2 separate regions of the Mus musculus genome follow, and region 2 is linked to region 1. The links are chromatin loops, found by intact Hi-C in ENCODE. Cell type or tissue: left cerebral cortex. All regions are shown on one strand.

Region 1 (5,000 bases):
GTGAGAAAAGTTTGTTACTTATTCAACAGTGTTTGGTGTTCGACGGCGTTAGCTGATTAGCAATCTATCAGTGAAAGAAAACATACCTCCCTGTCCTAAAGGGGCTTAGACTCCAGCACTGGGATTAGATAAGACAGTGCTACAGATACAAGAAGTAATCAGCCACGAGGATGGGAGGGCATCAGAGCAGCGGGATTGAGTAGACGATACCATGGAGAGACATGAGGAGATGGGATATCATCTTTGTACAGGGTCTGAGGATGTCATCTTTGATCTGCAAAATGAGACTGGGTCATTGCAGGCAAGGATCCAGTCACACGGTATTCAGAGTAGGAGGGGTCTTGTGTGTCCTAACCTATAGTGGAAAATCAACTTGTTCCTGGTACAGATCAGGAAGTGGCCACTGAGTGAGGCAGAGGGTGTCTTGGAGCGAAGACTTTGACAAGTTTTGTTTGAAATGGAGTTGTGTGGCCTAGTGGATCTTTCTGAAAGGTTTCAGTGGCTTCTGAGTAGGACTTGAACGGCTGTCTTCTTGATAGAAGTTACAATCCGACAGGTTACTCTAGGTAGCATCACACAGGCAGAGCATGATAAAAGGGAAGATGACCAAATAGTATTTGAGAGAAATGAAGCTTAGCAAGGAAGATCACGAAAGACAAGCAGAGGTGTCCTACAAGGTGGTGAATGATTTGAGTGTTATAAAGCAGGATGGGGTTGGGGGAGCCCTTTGTAGAGACAGCCACACGTTTAATTGGAACTTAGTAGGAAAGTAAGTTTGACATCCGATCATGGATAGCTCCAGACTTCGAACTGAGACTAGGGACTTTTCTGATAAGCAGTGAGCACCCCTGAGGTGGCACAGAACCACAAACATTGGTGACGCTGGGCTCTGTGAAATGTGCCTGTCATGGATGTGGCCTGTGCCACTCATGAGCTGTGCAGACATGAGGCAAGGTGTGCTTTGCTCTCCTCTGTGAAATGAAGTTAGACTAGGTGTCCTCCTATGTTCTTCTTACCTTCTAAAAAACCCTTGGCCTCCAATAACACAAACACCATTGATATTTTACATGGCCATAGCCTCATGCTTGTCCATCACCGTAACACATCAGTTTGTATAGAATTGTTTGCAGCCTTACCTGAAAAGGTTTTTTTTTTTTTAAGGTGGCTTTACTACCACCTTTTCCAACCACGTATGTCTGCATTTGCTGGTCTCCTTTTTAAAGAATAAGTCCACTGTGCTAGCTGGGTCTGCATTATGTCATTACATACATAGCATGCATAACGTACAGACACACAGACACACATACATACTATATGACATATGTATGGATTTATATATGTGTCATATATGTTTATATATAAATATATATTATGTACATATTTCCATTGTACAATATTGAGAGCACAATGACCTTCATGTAGATTAAAAAAAATCTCCTTGTTTCTTTTAAACTGACATTTCTTTCTCCCTTTGTTGTCTATATTTACAGGCGTACATATTATATGACATGTGTATTTATATATGTATTTATAGATAAATATATACTGTGCACATGTTCCCATTGTACAATGTTGTGGGCACAATGATAATGGCCTTCATGTAGATAAAAATCTCCTTGTTTCTTTTAGACTCACATTTCTTTCTCCTTACTCTTTATATCATCTATGGAAGGAATATATTAGATTGGAATTGAGCCAAGTACTCATGTCAGAGCATGGTATTGGGGGGGGGGGCTCTGGTTTCCCCGTTGCTTCTCACACACAGTCCCCCCCAGGACTACTCCCCATGGTCATCAGTGCTGTGTGGAAGCTGGTGCACCACGGCCCTGCATGTGTTCCTAACAACAGAGCTGGTGACCAGCGTTCAGAAGCCACCACCTGGCACAGGGCACATCCTCTCTCCACACAATGTCCCAGCAGAAGTTCCCCAGCTGCTAGGCCAACGGTGCAGCTACAAACTGTTCACCCATGCTGCTGTTTTGTAGTCCTTTGCTGGCCTTTGGAATAAACATAAATATTCAAACACTTCATTAATAAACAAACAAGACTCCTTCAGAGACAGCACTTTGTTGTGTTGTGTTGTGAGAGCCATGATAACCTCCCGCAATCGCAAGGTTGGCGCTTGGGAGGCCAAGTCTTGTGTCTTCAGTCATGGGAGGTAGTTTCTTTGATCTTAACTTTCGTGACTTTCTTTCTTGGCCTTGGAGAGTTTGAAGGTCATTCCCTGGTGCTCCCCTCTGCAGAGGAGACTCCTGAATCGAGAGATCATCAGACCATTTGTCAGATGGTAGTGGGTGTGTGAATATGCCAGGCTGTGGGGGAGGCAGTGGTGTCTTTGAGTGAAGGTAACTTTAGATGCCGAGGAGAACTAAGTGGGACAGCCTGTGATCTAATTATTCTTTAAGGGGAAGAGTCTCCATTGTTTATTTTTATCGTGCTAAAGAATTTCTTGGAAAAAAAACTATTCTGAACAATTTTGTGAATGATAGTTTCAAAAATTAATCCTGGGTGCATTAATACAGAATAAAAGGGGCTACCTGGCAAGTAGCTATCTGGGCATCGTGTGGAACCTTCCTTGCTAGCTGTTAGCCTAGGCGCACAAGGACTCCAAACCGCAGGCATTAATTTGTGACCACGTTTTATCCACTGTGGTTTCTTCCTGATGCCTACCTTGTGCCTGCCTTTGCTCCCGACTCTTCAGTGCACATAAAATGCTACAAATCATTTTGAGAAAAGGCAAGAACCCTTCAGTCAACCAGCAAGAAACTTACTATCTATTCCTTTCAGCGGTGGCTTAGGAAGGCTGTTTTTGCTATCCACATACCGATAAAGATTCTTTTTTTTTTTTAAGACTTATTTATTATTATATCTAAGTTCACTGTAGCTGTCTTCAGATGCACCAGAAGAGGGCGCAAGATCTCATTATGGATGGTTGTGAGCCACCATGTGGTTGCTGGGATTTGAACTCAGGACCTTCGGAAAAGCAGTTGGTGCTCTTAACCACTGAGCCATCTCTCCAGCACCCCCCACCCCCATAAAGATTCTTAACAGTGGTTCTAAACCTTCCTGGTGATGCGACCCTTTGATACAGTTCCTTGTGTTGTGGTGATCCCTAAACATACGATTATTTTTGTTGCTACTTCAGGACTGTAATTTTGCTACCTTTATGACTTGTAATGTAAATATCTGAAATGTGGCCTCTGTGAAAGGGCCGTTTGACCCCCACAAGGGGTTAGGACCCACAGTCTGAGAACCACTGATTTATAATGAGGGTTCTCTGTGAATTCAGTGTGGTCACTATGGGTTTTAACTAGCCATGTTAAGTTTGCCCTCATATGGGCCTTTAGATGCTTAGATACGATTGCAGCACAGGTATGCCGTGTAAATTTTGGGTGCTGTTTATCTTGGTTTAGTTTGAGACCCATGGGATCTTGAGTAGATGGAAGAATGAATTTCACTGCATGTATGTTATTGAGAAATATTCTTAAGCAGTGTGTGGTATCTGCTTAATTTCACTACTTTATGAATTTGCAGCAAAATCTGTATGCAGTACACATCAATTTGTATAGTCTTGTAGCATCTAACCAAATTTATAGATTCATTAGCCAAAAAAAGTTAACATATATCCATGCCCAAGACGGGCACTTTTCCTAGTGCTGAAAATAAACCCACGGCCAGCCGAGTGCGTAGGAAACACATAAACTGGCTACCCCATCCCTAGCTCATATCAAGTAACTTTGTGAGTCTTAGATATGTTGAAAATTTTTCATCTGTATTTCATCAATGTATCATGTTATATTGAAATGCTAATCAGTAGGAAATGTTTTCCAGTTTGCTCAAAGGTTTCGTTAACCTTTGTGAAATACGTTGGTGAAAACTGAGTATTTTACCCCATTTTTTTTTCTTTTAAGCATGGATTATATACAGTTGATCCTAAAGAAGGTTCCAATGTGTACCTTTCAGTAGCCTTAAATGTCACCACACGTCACCAGATGTGAATGTGAGAAAGGATCCCCTCCTCGAGGGGGTGGGGGGGGTCGGGAGGGGGGTTGCCTTTTGGTTGTGTTACTGTCCGTGGGTGCTTCCATGGACACTTGGGGTAAAGTAAGAGGAAGGGCTTGGGATGCAGAACAGTAATGGGAAAGAGGGAGATAAATCCTCCTCTTTCCTTGCTTCACGGATTCCCAATGTTCCAGGTAAAGTGCACCTGCTGAGAGGCTGAGGAGAACGGGAACTGGCTAGCATCCCATTAATTTGAGAGGAATGGCAGTGGGCTGCATCTACCCAGCAGGTGGTCCGAGCTGTAGGAAGAGGTGGTCCAAAGGCAGGCAGGCAGGCAGGCAGGGATAGTCCTGGGAAGAGGGAATTCAGACAGTGTGTCCTCAAAAAAAACGAGGGGCAGTGAAGTGAGTGCCGAGTTTCTCCGGATAAGCTTGTATTGCACATCTCTCTGAATTCCTGACGGCACGCCGCATTTCTGTAGTGTTTGAAGCCGCACTAGAATTATGCCAGCATATGCTAAATTTATGCGATGAGCTTCAGTAATATAAGCTGAAATTTCCTGAAGTGATTTTCTTTTTCTTTTAAAGATGTAGCAGACTGCCAGGCACCCCGATAAAGGACTTGGTTTTGACGACAATCATGAGGTATATGGTGTACGATGTCAAAATCCTGTCTTCCGATTGACACAACAATCCATAATTTATAGATTGCCTTAAAAATTAAAAGGCAAAGTCAATTATAACTAATCATGATGCTACCCGAGCCTGAGAAGTCACTGCATCCTTTGGGATAAAGGAAGTCATATTCACGTCAGTCAGGAATCTTCAGCTACAGTCTCCTGGTTCTATCTTAAGAATCTCTCAGTTTCGTTTCGTGAGAATCCTAAGCCTCCGGAAGCCTGCAGCCATGCTATTTTTAGAAATAGCCGTAGTAGCTCCTCTCCATCAGTGCACACTTGTTCCTATTCTGAACTCCGTATCTGTGCCAAATCTTCAGAG
Region 2 (5,000 bases), 130 kb after region 1:
GTATTTGATGAGGTTTCGAAAGACCCAGAAAGAGGGAAGAGATTTAAAAAACTTAAACGTTGGAGTGAAAAATCATCTAATCTGTGTTTACAAGGCTGCTTTCGGGGCATTCCGGAGGAGGTAACTTGAGGGGTGGGAGGGCCAGACTTGTGCTTTTTTTTCACACTTGAATGAGCCCAGGTCCCCCTCGGGAATCTCCTTGAAATGTGCGTTCTGAGTCAACAGATCCACAGTGAGAACCAAGATTGTGACTTTCCAACAGGCCCCAAGATGCTGCCACTGGAACCCATAGAACATATTTGGGCACCAAGGATCTCCACAGGGCTGTCAAATGCTCCATTTGATGATAGAAATGCCCTGTTGGCACCCTGTCCAATTCATTAACTGCCAGTCACATCTGGATGTAGAGCGCTTCAAGGGTGGCTCATTAATTTAATGAAGTGAAGTTTTCCTTTTCCTCTTAATTAATTTAAACTTGATCAGCCACAGGTGGCCAGTGGCCGCCATTTGGAGACTTCAGGACTAGGACAGTGGTAGAAAACAAGGCTTTGGTGAGGATATCATGAGGCGGGCTGAAGAGGAGTCCCCCGGCTGATGTACAACACAGTCTGTGTGTTGTCATGGCGCTATCCCAATTAAGGGATTGGAAACATCTTCTCAGTAGTCACCTGATGGTTTTCTTTCTACTGCTGAGCTCCCAATTAAAATCCTCTCTGCCCTTTAAGGCGATAGTCCCTTACGGGGTGGGAATCCCTGATTACTAAGCACAATGTTAAGTCCGAGGATGTAGACTGTAGAACTATTAAAAAAAAAAAAAAAAAAGCCTGACCTACTTTGATATCTCCTAATTTATTCATCTTCCTTTTTTTTTTTAAATCCTCCATCCACTCCAAAACTGGAATTTTAAAGATGAGCAGTAACCAGCAGAATAGGTGCAGATTATAGTCTGTTACTTGCACTCACCGCCGTTTGCGTTCACAGTTGTACAGTGGAGTCTTGGTCCTCATACTCTTTTGACAGAGTCCTGTTTTCCTTTGATGAAGGGTGGGTAACCTAAAGATCCAGGCACTTCATCTTGATATATGAACATGCGTAGCATCATGAAATACAAATCAAAGTCAAGGTGGTACTTAACACCTCCTACAGCTGCACCAAGCGGTTCACACCGGCCGAGTAAGAAGCGTTATCAACATTTAGCTTTGGGTTCCACGTCCCACTAGGCAGAGTCTAAAGACTTTGCATTTCCCCCTCATCGGGAGCCTTGAAGTTATTTGTTTCCACGCCATGTTAGCTTCTTTCTTCATTGCTGGGACAGAGCGTCTGATAAAAGCAACCTGAGAGTAAAGGTTCCTTTTGGCTCACGGTTCCAAGGTGCAGCTTGTCCTGCCAGAGAAATCATGGAGGCAGATGCTGCAAATAACTGTTCACAGTGCATTCCCAGACAGGAAGCAGAGAGGCGGGAATGTCCATGCTGAGCTGGCTCTTTCATATCATGTTCTTTGGGACCCTGGAACATAATATCAGATTGAGGGTGTTCTTCCAACCACACTTAACCTAATCTAGAACGGTCCCGTGTATGCTCAGGGCTTTGTCCCCAAGGTGATAGTAGATACCGTTAAGCTGGCAATATTCATCAACTCATGGATGCTCTTTCAGCTTAAGGAACCTTGAGAGAACAGAAATCCTAGTAACATGCACTGTGCTAGCCCAGTTTCTCAGCTTCTTGTCCTTTCGACTAGGTTTTTCCCTAACCAATAATTCAGCTCACAGCATATATTTGTTCTCCCATCTACAATATGAAATTCAGTGATGGTAGCAGTCACCAAACTTTGTAACTGTCATCCCAGCCAATTTCCGAACACTTCTATCACTCCCTAAAAAGGAATTCTGTGTGCTTTAACACTTGCCTTGCCTTTCTTTGTAACAACTTGGTAAGGGTTTGTTTGTTTGTTTGTTTGTTTCCTGTAGCCGAAAATAGCTGATTTTTTTTTTATGTTTATGAATTTACTTCCTGAAAACCACGGCTAATTCAGCACTATTTTTCTTTTGATTGCCTTCCCGACACGTGCTGTTAACCAAAGAACCACACGCATTTCCAATTCTCCTTTTCATTTTAAAAATATATATGTTGTTATTTATTTCCCTGGAACAGCTGCTCCCGAGTGAAGTGAGTCCGAAAATAGATGTTGTCATGTGTCTGCTAAAAGGGCTGTTTAACAACAGGAGCATTCCCCGAGCCTAGTAAAAGAAGCAACCCGCAGAGCCAGGGTTCAGTGCAGTTAGGATTCCGTAGCCGTTCTCTGTGCTACTTCTGAGCATATTTGCATTTTTTGAACATCTTCACCTCTCTGTGTACCTTGAAATTGATTACAGTGCCAGCTATATATATGCATCTCGGGGTCAGAAGGGACTACATGCTGACCCTTTATGCATCATGGAAAAATCAACCAGTTAAATATATGTGGTAAGATAGAGTGTGGTGACATTCTTTTTCCTTTGTAGACATGTCCTTGTAATAAAAGTGCTGGTTTAGTGGGTTGTAGAACACAGCCATGCTCTGAATTCCAACCCAGTTTTCACCACAGCATCTTCCCGTCACGCTTTGACGCGTTACATTTTACCTGAGCTGGAGAAGGGAGCGTTCTATGCTACTGTGATTTCATTGCATCATAGGAAAGCTGTGTTGACTGAATTTTAGAGGAGGGCTATTGTGAAGCTGAAGTTTTGGAATCAATATTTTATTTTTATAGTCATGAAATTAAGACACATTTAAGCCTGATTCAGTGGTAGATGGAGTCACAGAGTAAAACAGCTTCCCTGAGGGGAAGGGCAAAAATCATCCTTTCATTAAACGACCTTCAAGAATATCCTACGTTTTTGAACCCCAAAAGAAGACAGAGCTAGCAAAAACTAAGCTCTACAAAACTGGGGGGTCTGTTTGTTTGTTTGTTTTTCCTTAATAACAACAGTGCTATGCATTTCTGCAATCCTTCAACACTCTCTAAACTTTGTTCATATCATTTGGGGTTTTATCCTGGCTTTCAGTAGGAAATCTTCTTGGTGAATTTTTCACAAAACATTTTCCATGTCTTTGTGTTAGAACATGGATGAGGACTGGAGATCACTTAAAACCCAGCACAGTCTGCTCCCAGCTTGGTAATACCAACCCAGCGATTTCTGCTTGAACTCACTGAGAAAAGCCTACAATACTTGCTGCTGATTTGTGACAGTGTAGAGTTTTTGCTGCTTTTCATTAGCATATTTGGTTTTGAGTTCATCGTGTTTTGTATTATTTCCACAGAAAGAAAGCACTTCCCAGATCAGAAAGGTACAAGCTCTTATGCCCCTCCTTTCCGCTGAGAATAGTTTATGTTGCTCTTAGCTTGGTATGAAGCCAGCTAAAATAAATAATATCAAAAATCCTGTATTTAAGCAAATTTTTTTATTTGAATATAGGGATCTCTTGACTTGGAAAATAGTCTAGATTGCTAACAATTAGAAATAATTTTAAATTCAATTCATCTTCAGCTTGTGCCTAGTGATAAACAGCTTTTTTGTGACATCGAGTAATGGTCTCTGTCTTAGGTTATTGTGTGTGTGTGTGTGTGTGTGTGTGTGTGTGTGTGTATGTGTCTCTGTGTGTGCGTCTTGTGTGCATGTTTTGTGGGCTGCAGCCATATCTGCAAACAATGGCAGCTAAGATGCACAATAAAGCAGTTGCCCACGCCGGTACCACAATGCATACTATTCCGTGGTGTTGCCCTATCACTGGCTTTTGCATGAGTGATATTGAGAGCAGAGTGTTCAGGGAGTAATACCCACAGAGCAGAGAGAGTACTGCCATCATTCAGAAGGGTAAATGACTGGCTGTGTAGGCTGCTCAGACTTCTCAATAACTTTACTATGAAGACTTTGAATTCCATGGACTCTGAAGTCAATGGCTCCATCTTAAAATTGAGCAGATGAAATAACGCCCAAACAGTTTTCTGCTACATGTTTATAGTTCCCGTATCATCTGTAAATGTCTACAGGCTGCTCATCCTGTCCTTCTCTGTCGACGATAAGGCTTCTAAAACTTCTACTTCCAGTGCCCTTAGCGGTGTAGCCGTCTGCATAGGAGGCATGCAATCATCTACACAGCTAGTGACCATTCATGCATTCAGCGGGTTTGTTGATTGTGTTGCTGCTGTGGAAGACACACTGTCACAGATTCAGCAGTGGTTAGATTTAGACAATCTTACGTTGTCACTACCCCATGTCCTCTTACAGGTTGTAATATTTTGGAGGAAGGAGACACGTAGCAGTTCATTTCAGTCACCATCACTATTGAAATATAAGAGAATATAAGAGGAGAAGACAGCCCAGGCAGTGTGTGTGTGTGTGTGTGTGTGTGTGTGTGTGTGTGTGTGAGAGAGAGAGAGAGAGAGAGAGAGAGAGAGAGAGAGAGAGACTCAATAGGGGGGATGTTGACTCAATGGTAAAACTCTGGCATGTGCTGTGCCTTCACCTCACCCCTCACCAGACAAGAGATGAGAAAATGAGACACAGAGATGGGGGGGGGCAGAGAAGAATAAAGGAAGATGTGAGGAAAGGAGAGAGGAAGACGAGGAGAGGGAAGGCAAGGAGGGATTATGGGCGAGTAGCAGAGCATATAGAAGTCGTAGCTTATTGAATCTGAACATTAGAGAAGGATTTCTGCTAAGGCCTGCATTTTGACTTAGGGACAGAGCTGACGATTTACAACATAACTTAAATGTAACTCAGAAAGTCAGTTCTCAGAGACCAAAAAAAAATCTGCACGCAACTTAGAGGAAAGTTAGGAGATGTGTTTTTATTCTTTGTTGATTTAACGAGAACTTTTGTCACACTTAACATCTATAAGAGGAAAGAGATGTCACTTTGGGTAGCTGAGCTAAAATTGTCACGACAATTTATAGTCTTTTTTGTTTCTTTCTATAACATACATACTTTAAATTTTTTATTTATAAAGCAAATAAGGC

What was found. Hi-C counts contacts between places; a loop is a spot of excess contacts. Peaks named below come from ENCODE experiments on the same cell type or tissue, not always from the same donor. Only the 100,000 strongest peaks of a DNase experiment are listed, where the experiment ranks them.
Region 2: a loop joins it to region 1, with 3 times the contacts of the local background. A loop is called at or near these places in 6 of 42 quality-filtered maps.

The regions. Positions count from the first base shown.
Region 1 is chr8:48,511,297-48,516,296 of GRCm38, reverse strand. The region is part of intron 2 of Tenm3 (teneurin transmembrane protein 3); the gene reads left to right. Among named protein-coding and RNA genes, the nearest start is that of Gm39178, 150 kb to the left of the region's middle. In left cerebral cortex, a CTCF peak has its summit at 2,892 (motif pointing right); DNase peaks (open chromatin) are centred at 2,290, 3,640, 4,547 and 4,948; H3K4me3 peaks cover 815 bases; H3K27ac peaks cover 852 bases.
Region 2 is chr8:48,383,221-48,388,220 of GRCm38, reverse strand. The region is part of intron 4 of Tenm3 (teneurin transmembrane protein 3); the gene reads left to right. Among named protein-coding and RNA genes, the nearest start is that of Gm51531, 74 kb to the right of the region's middle. In left cerebral cortex, no CTCF peak of the experiment used is centred here; DNase peaks (open chromatin) are centred at 2,191 and 4,782; H3K27ac peaks cover 258 bases.